Regions from separate parts of the Homo sapiens genome. Here region 1 is linked to region 2. The links are chromatin contacts, found by Hi-C in ENCODE. All regions are on one chromosome and are shown on one strand. Each heading gives the region's core, a stretch centred on a gene start or an enhancer-like site at or near the end of the contact. The rest is flanking DNA. Distances are from core to core; before and after follow the strand shown.

Region 1 (4,054 bases), core at 1,007-3,506, 360 kb before region 2:
TCTAGTTCTTAAGCCCTAGTTTATAAACCTAGTGATGGGTTCACAGGTGTTCAGTTGAACATAATGTTCATAACTCACCTAGACTTAGCGTATTATTTTTACATATAAAATGTTACATAATAAATTAAAAACAAAACAAAACCTCATGAATAAAGATGTTAGGAAATATTCAAAACAAAACAAAACTCCATAATGCTCAAAATAAGTTAATGCTTTTCTGGAGGGTATTTAACTTAACTGCCAAGGTATAACAGGCACTCAAGAGAATGTGGCCCATTAATCCTTTCAATAGGCTCCTCTCCAGATTCTAGCACAGAATCAATCAGTGGGAGTAGCAAACTACTACTAGAAGGACAAATCCATTCCCTTCTCTCTTACTTTTGTGTTTTCTGCTCCTCCCTCAAGCTAAGAATAGTTTTTACATTTTTTAATGCCTGGAAAAAAACAGAAGAATATTTTGTTACTGGTGAAAAGTTCAAGGTTCAATGTCTGTAAATAAAGTAAAACACAAACATACCATTCCTTTAGGTATTGTCTTTAGCTGCTTTCAAACTATAACTGTGGAACTGAGTAGTTGCTAAGGAGACCATATGGCCTGCAAAACCTACATGTTTACTATCTAGCTCTTAACTCAAAGGTTTACCAAACCCTACCCTGTATCAACAAATTAAATTACTTCTCACATTAACGATGGGGAACAAAAACTTACTTCCTACTAGCAAAGACCACCTTGATAATCACCTTCCTGATTTCTCATAGTCAACTTCTTTTTCTCTTTATCCTTAAGAAGTATTTATATGACACTTTGATTGTAATGTTATTAAGAATTTTTTAAATTTCGGGATTCATGGAGAAGTCGCCTTTCCTTGCAAAATATGCAGTATATTCAAGAAGTCATGCTCCATCTACACTTAAGGTACTGAATTAACTATTTCACACACTTTTATTGTCTATCCATTACATGCTGTGAGCCAAATACTGTTTGGTGCCGTAGGAACTACCAAACAACCCATCCTTGCTTTCAAGAGGCTTGCAGTCTAATTAGACTCTAGTAACTATAAATCCAATTCTCTAAAGTTCACTCTACCGTTGTAATTTTACACTAAGTGGGCTTAGATAGTTTACCAAGAATTCTAAGGAACATAGCTTCAATGAAATCTACAGAAGCAGTAAGGAAATAGGAGTACTCAGTAAACTACAGTGCTCAAGTCCCAGAAGCTTCTGCATTTCCATAACTATAAAACCAAAGGTCCTAGATGTTTTTACCAAGTGTTCATCTCCACTCTGGCTGTTTGGACCTAGTCCCGGTTCAACTTCCTAAATGCAGTCACCCATACATACTCATTTTTAAGAATGCATCCATTCAAATATTGCTACAACTTGCAGCGAACACCACTCTGATGAGAATAAAGAAAAGGCCATCTGCAGGTTGATTTTTGGCCCTAAAAGTGATGATACGGCGGCTACTTCCACGAACACCCCTCTACCCAAAGCAGTCAGAGAGCCAGCGGCGGGTGCCGTTTTTCCGAGCCGTTCCCCCAGTCTCAGTTGCCTCTGCATTTTTTAGAAGTGACTCATCGCCTCAAGTCAGGTTCTGCAGAGGGGAAGCCAGGTCTGTTTCTTTCCAGCACTTTCTGATCGAGGTGGCTCTGGTCAGAGCCGGCGCAATGACTCCCACCCCCACCCCCCTGGAAGACTCACAGCCCGGTGGACGAGACCCCCCAAAGTTAGAGCGGCCGGGCGGGCGGCGGCGCTGGGGTGGGGAGGCCGCGGCCGCCCGCCAACCCCGGGCAGCTCCTGCCCGCACCCCGCCTTCCGAGCGGCCAGGACGCCGGAGCTGGGGAGGCGGGGGCAGGGCGCGCCGCTCCGCTGACCCAGATGGGAGTCCGCCCGCGCCCGCGCCCCGCGCCCGGGTCGCCGCGCCCCGGCCCCCGCGCCCGCGCCGCCTTTATTCCCCTCGCGCTGCTGCCACAGCCGCAGCGTCCCGGCCGCTTCCCTACCCCACCCATCGGGCTCAACTTGCCAGCGCCCGCCGCCAGGCGCCCCCCGCACCTGCACCCCGACCCCTCCCCGCCTCGCCGGGCCCCGACCGCTGCAGGATTACCTGCTTCGCTGCCCTGGGGTCCCGTCCTCGGCAATGCAAATCCGTGGTCGGCCACTCGTACCCTCCTCCCGCGGCCCTCCCCTTCTCCTCCCCTCTCCCTCCTCCCAGCTGAATAGGAGCCGGTGTCAGTCACGCTGCTCCAGGGGAGAGTCGCCGGCAGCTTCCGGAGCTCCAAATACAGACGAGCTGAGGGGGGAGAGGGAGAGCAAAGCCACGCGGGTGGGGAGTGGAAATAAAGGGGAGCAGAGAGGAGAAGGGGGTGGAGGAAAGGAGGGGCAGATGGGCCGTGGGAGAAAAGACAGGGAGATGGGGAAGGCAGAGCCAGGGAACGCCAGCCTGCCTGCCAAGCGCCAGGCTATGCGAGAAATGGATTCAGTGCATGAGGCAGTATTGCAAAGAAGTCTGGAAAGATCCGGAGGCTCCTGGCTGAAGGAGGCACAGATAGGTTGGATACCCGAAGATCTGTGCAGAGAAATGGGTAATGGATCCTTAGGAATCAAGAGACGGCATGTGTGTCCCCAGACCCAATATGAGGATAAAGGCTCTGGGAGGAGAAGGAGCTAGACAGCTAATGCTTTAGCGAGACATCAAGACTGAGTGCACTCATAGTGCGTGTGATGACATTTTTAAAAAGTATTTTATAAACAGCAACTTTTTAAATGTCCTGATTATTTAAAAATTAAAGTAACCAAACCCACTTGGCTTCTTAAGATGTGCAGCATATTTGTGGCCACTTCCCCTTTATATATTGATTATAATTGCAAAATTGGAGGCTTTTCTCTTAACGTCATTAGAAGGAAAGCATTGATTTTCAATTTTCATCAAAGTTTATTTCAGTCTAAAAAAGTGACTTGAAGCTCTTTATTGAATGAATGCCAGGAAAATAATTGCAGAAAAGAGAAAAAAAGAGGGGAAATGTAACTGATATCTTCTGAAAGTAAAATCTCCAAACAATAAATATGAGATGAATTTCTTAAAGGCCAATATTCTCTGTCGATGTTAAAATTGCACATAAGTTGGTTCTGTACATTATAAGGCTTATTCTGACCCCATAGGTCAGCACTTATACAAAGGTCATTCCAATTACACATTGCTCTCTGCTGACAGTAATGAGGTGCAGTGAGTCTTTGCTTCCCTTTGTCTGGAAAGAAGGGAAACAAAATGACATAAACATTGATCAATGAGTGCGTACATTGCATAAAGCCAGAGCCAGCACCCTCCCTATCCTGTGGATACCTTGCATATGGCGGGCATTCAATATGTTTGTATTAAATAATGAATGAATGGATGGATGGATGAAGTATGTATGCATTTAGAACATTTGTGTTCCAGAAATGCAGAAAAAATATATATCCATAAGAATCAATGTGTGCAGGATCACAGGGAAGTTCCAAGCATCCATTCATATGACTTTTTTTTAGCACTAACTTCAACAAACATTAGCACAGTATTTCCTTAGCTACATCTGTTTTTTATTGGAGTATAAAGTATTATGGAGTCTAAGAGTGGATGAGCCACAAATCCTGTCTTTAGGTTGATAATATAGTAGGAAGATGTGAAGAGTATAAAAATAACCACAGTTCTAGGAATGTCGTAAAAAACATTCTAAAAGAAGTATGAACAAATTTCCATGGATGTTCAGAAGAAAGGAAGGTTGCTTCTAGACTGGGGATTAGAGAACACTTTCTGATGGACATGAAAGTTGAGTCTTCATGCGGAAATGAGACATTAAGAGTGGATTGTGGAGGAAAAACCCTCAAGATGATGGGCAGGGACAAAAGTGGAGAGGTAATAAAGGATGGCATGTATGAAGGACAGTCTGTGAGTTTAGCTGGATTGGAGGGCTGTGGAAGCCAGGTATGGAAGGAAGGTTAGGCCCTGGCTGGTAGAGGCCTTCAATCTCAGCCTAAAATGTTTGAAGCCTAAGTAGTAGGCACTGGGGGACTATTG
Region 2 (4,248 bases), core at 1,629-4,128:
TTACAGAGTTGGCCCACTGCCCGCCTTTCTTAAGTAGGCATAAAATCTGCATTCCTTCTACTTTTTCTTCCTGAGTCCTAACAGTTTAAGAAGTTATACCCATAGGTCATGAGTGCATGTGGAGGTGCTGGTTAGATATCTCTGCTTGAGAGAATGGACAAAATCAGAGAAGAACAGAGGGCTTTGCAAGGCACTGAGAAAATAAATGCATAATATACAGCCAAACAGAAGCAGAAAGTTCCCAGGAACAATCTTACCTTAATATACAGCAACTCTGCCCTCAACTCTTCCCCTCCGTACCTTGCTCATTAGTCTCTGCTATGCACACACCAGATGTTCTTTCATTCATTAACTAAACATAGTTACTGAGTCCCTGCTATGTGCCATTCTACATGCTGGAGATAGAGTGTTGAACAAGACAGGCAGGCTGTATGCCTTCATAGCAGTGGAGGCAGACAATAAACACACTAAAGTTGAGATGACGTCACAGAGCGCCGTGTGCCTTGTAACTGTAGAAGCTTAATTAACACTTACTGAGTGCTTACTCTGTCAGATGTTGATTTACATGATCTGTGTCTGTTATTCACATAATCCTCTCAGAAGTTTTATGCTGCAAGTGAAAATATTATCATCTCCATTTTATAGACGAGAAAACCGAGGCACAGAAAGAAGGATTAGGTCACTTTCCAAGGTCACACTGTCAATAAGTGGTAAAACTAAAAGGTAAATACGGATCATCTGATTCTTGAGTCCACATTCTTAATGATTATATCACATGAACTTCTGCACTGCTTGAAGGACAGACAACAGGCCAGCATAAAAGTAGAAAGTGCTGGGTGCTAAGAGGCAGTGTCTGGGTTGAAGAGCTTGCTTTAAATCGGGTGATCAAGGAAGACCTCTCTGAGGAGGGGGCATTTGAGTTGAAACCTAAGTAATGGGAAGTTGTTGAACATGCAAAGATGTGAGGGTAGAATTTTCCAGGCAGTGCAGTCAGCTAGTCCAAGGATGCTAAGGCAGAAAGAACCTGAATCGTTTGAGGGACAGAAAGAGGGCAAATGGGGTGGTCATGATCTTTGTGAAAAAGGGATCCAAATTTAAAAGAGAAAATTCTGGTTTACTATCTTATCAGTTTCTTCATCTATACAAAGGGATGACATGTTTCTCCAGCAACTATTTGGTTACTCAGTGGAATAGTTCTTACAGGCAAGTCAGGATAAATGCTTGATTCTTTCCCCCTTGCAATTATTATCTTTATTAAAGCTCAAATTGTTCCATATTTGACCTTACCCTCTTGTTATAGAATAAAAAGAGATCATGGTAGCCATTATTATAATCACCGTTATTAATAACACATCCATAGTAAATAAAGCCTGGCCAGCTTGCCTTTTTTCATAAGAACATGACCCTGTTCTAGTCAATGCTTAATCAGAAAGGCACTGTGTAGCGAGCACAACAGCCATGTAATTTGAAGTTATCACATCTAACTTGTAAGGTAACTATTCTTGTCATCATATAGATAAGGAAATGAAGGCTCTCAGGGGTTGAATAATATTACCAAAAACAAATATCTAATGTAAGTAATAAGACCGCAATTTTATTTTTTATTTTTTTGAGACAGGGTCTCTCTCTGTCACCCAGGCTGGAGTGCAGTGGCACGATCATGGCTCACTGTAGCCTCAATTTCCCAAGTTCGGACGATTCTCCTGCCTTAGCCTACCGAGTAGCTGGGACTACAGATGCACCACCATGCTCAGCTAATTTTTGTATTTTTTGCAGAGATGGGGGTCTCACTATGTTGCCCAGGCTAAGATTGCCATTTTAACTCAGTTTTGTCTTGCTTCAAAGCACAAAGTGTTTCTTCTATACCATACCTCTTTGCAAACTCATCCGGAGCAGGCAGGGAGCAATGGTTTTATCTATATTGTAGTATCGCCTGCAGATGCAGACACTGTGATAAATCTTTTTTAGATGGAGAATCTGATGAACATGATGATAATACCGGAATGATGATGATAAAGTAGAACAAAGTGAATTGGAGAAATGAATTGCTTCAGCCATGTTCCTGTCCTCAGGTGTTCAGCTGCTTCTGATAAAAGCACAATCTTCCACTGCAGTTAACGCTGTGTAGGCTTGGCCTGAGAGAATCAAGAATAAAGCTGATTGCAAACTTGGTGCATAACAGAGAAAATAAAGACATCATTTACTGACTGATTTGGACTAAGAAAAGATGTATTTACTTGCAGTTTATTATGTTGAATGTGACAGGCATACATTTGTGCTTTTTATTGAATGATGACTTACTACATACAGGAATTGGTGCAATTTGTAATGCAGATTATGTTTTTAAACAAAAAAGGGTGCAAATACACTGATGGCTGTCACATGACTCGCTCTGCACTTCTCAAAAAGTGGCTGGAGCGTGGGCGGAACGACAAATATACCCTAGATGCACAAATGTAATTTCCAAAGAAGAAGATTCTGGGCAGCTTCCAATTCAGTCGGGCAGATTTAGACAGAAGAAATCCATGGCTAAGAAAAGCTAAGTATCCTAAAATAGCAGGAATTGGAGTAGGATCATGTGAATCACTCCCATTAACTGCTGAGATGCCTCCAGACAGAGCAAGAAGAGCCACAGCTAAAATCAGGATGTGGCGTGAAAGCGTCCATGTTGGATCTCTGTAAGATTCCTAAAGTTAAATACCTGGGAATCCCATTTTTCTTCTAATGATGGGAGGTGGGAGCATGGGAAAGACGGAGGAATCTCCATTCTATGTGAAATGCAACGGAATGAGGGCTTGGCTCACAGCTGATTTTCTGAGTAATGAGTTTGGTGACCTCACCAGCTTCTAGGCATTGGGCCAGATCTTGTCTCGTGATGCACATTTGTACAATTCCTCGAGGATGCAGACTTGGGTTTTCCACTTGAAGTGAGTTTGTGAATTTACAAGTGGGCAGGCTTCAGTCTATTTTCCGTGATAATCAACCATCATATTTGTTTCCTTCAAAACATAACTGCAGTTAAAACATCCTAGTTTCTTTGAGATAAAGGCAAATTTTATTAATTGCTTTTCTTCATCTGACTGTTTGGGCTTTACAGCTCACTTCCTCCAGTGATCCAGCCATTAAGGAGTGTTCATTCATGCTAACAGCTTCCATTTAAACTGCTTGTGACTAATATTAGAGGGAATGGATGATTAAAGGGGCAACCCATGCAAATATTTGAAAATAAATAGAAACGTTTTTATTCCGAGGCTTTTATTTGCCTTGAGGGAAGGCAAAGCTGGGCATGACATAATTTTCAAATTATGTTTCATGGCTTTTTCATCACTTCAAATATGAGTCTCTTTTGTTTAACAGAGATGTCGTGGCCTGGGAAAAATGACACGTCAGAATGGTTTCTTCTCTTACGATCTTGGCGCTTCACAATTAGTAATAATTCTGCTATGGAGATTTTGACTCTGACCTCCCCCAGTTGGTAATTTACCATAGACAACTTTCCCTCCTAATAATCTGTAGGGCCTACCCCCTAGCTCACACCTGTTGGAAAGCCCTGGCTCTTGTGCGAGAGCCCCCCAGTGCATTTCAAAGAAAGGCTCAGCTTGCCAGCTCTTGTCAAAAGTTATCACAGACCGCGATTCCATTTAAGGCCCGGGCGCAGCATCAGAGGCCAGAACAACTCTACGTCTATACTGCAAATCCCTGCCCAGCGAATTCATGCTGCAACCAGCGCACAGCAGCGGGCCGGCGCCTGTTTTGCACGGTGGTGAGGCGGCGGGTCTATTTTTAGGCAGCTGATGGTAGATTTGCCTTCCACAGATCTGCTTTCCCCCCTCTGATTACAAAAAGAGGGCCTGCGTCTGTGCAAATGAAAATCAATGGGTGAGCCAAGGAGTGCCAGCGCGCTCTGAAGCCCTCTTTGTTCCTCAAAGGCTCCAAGCCTCTGTGCGGCGATGCCCCGCCTTGCCTCAGAAGCTGCCTTGCCTCAGAGGCTATTTGGATGCAGAGGTGTTTTGACCAAGGGCATTTGGTCTTGTTTTGTTTTGTTTTGTTTCATGTTCCAGGCAGGACATGAAATAGGAAAAAAGGAATGGAAATCGCCATTTCCACCCTCCCCACAACTTCCCTGCCATGACAACTCGCCGGCCTCGCGTGTACCTCCAGAGCCCTCTAGGACAAGCCTGGGGGCTGTGTGGGTGGCAGCAGCAGTAAGGAGAAAGAAGCGGGAAGAGAGGCACCTGCTTGTCCTCA

What was found. A loop is a pair of places that touch in the nucleus more often than their neighbours do.
Region 1: a loop to region 2 is called in a map of tibial artery, with 10 times the contacts of the local background. The contact joins the promoter of CAP2 here to the enhancer-like site in region 2. A Hi-C loop is called at or near these places in 2 of 168 maps with a recorded cell type or tissue (chondrocyte and tibial artery).

The regions. Positions count from the first base shown.
Region 1 is chr6:17,391,797-17,395,850 of GRCh38, reverse strand. CAP2 (cyclase associated actin cytoskeleton regulatory protein 2) reads right to left here and starts at 2,256. Exons shown (of 13, transcript NM_006366.3): 1 at 2,105-2,256.
Region 2 is chr6:17,031,726-17,035,973 of GRCh38, reverse strand. It overlaps LOC105374951 (a long non-coding RNA gene), which reads right to left. Exons shown (of 3, transcript XR_926534.3): 3 at 1,749-2,135. Among named protein-coding and RNA genes, the nearest start is that of STMND1, 68 kb to the left of the region's middle. Within about 2 kb of position 2,878, at least 17 of the 41 ENCODE cell types and tissues checked have a DNase peak (open chromatin) inside an H3K27ac peak, as active enhancers do; they include tibial artery, where a contact is called at or near this core.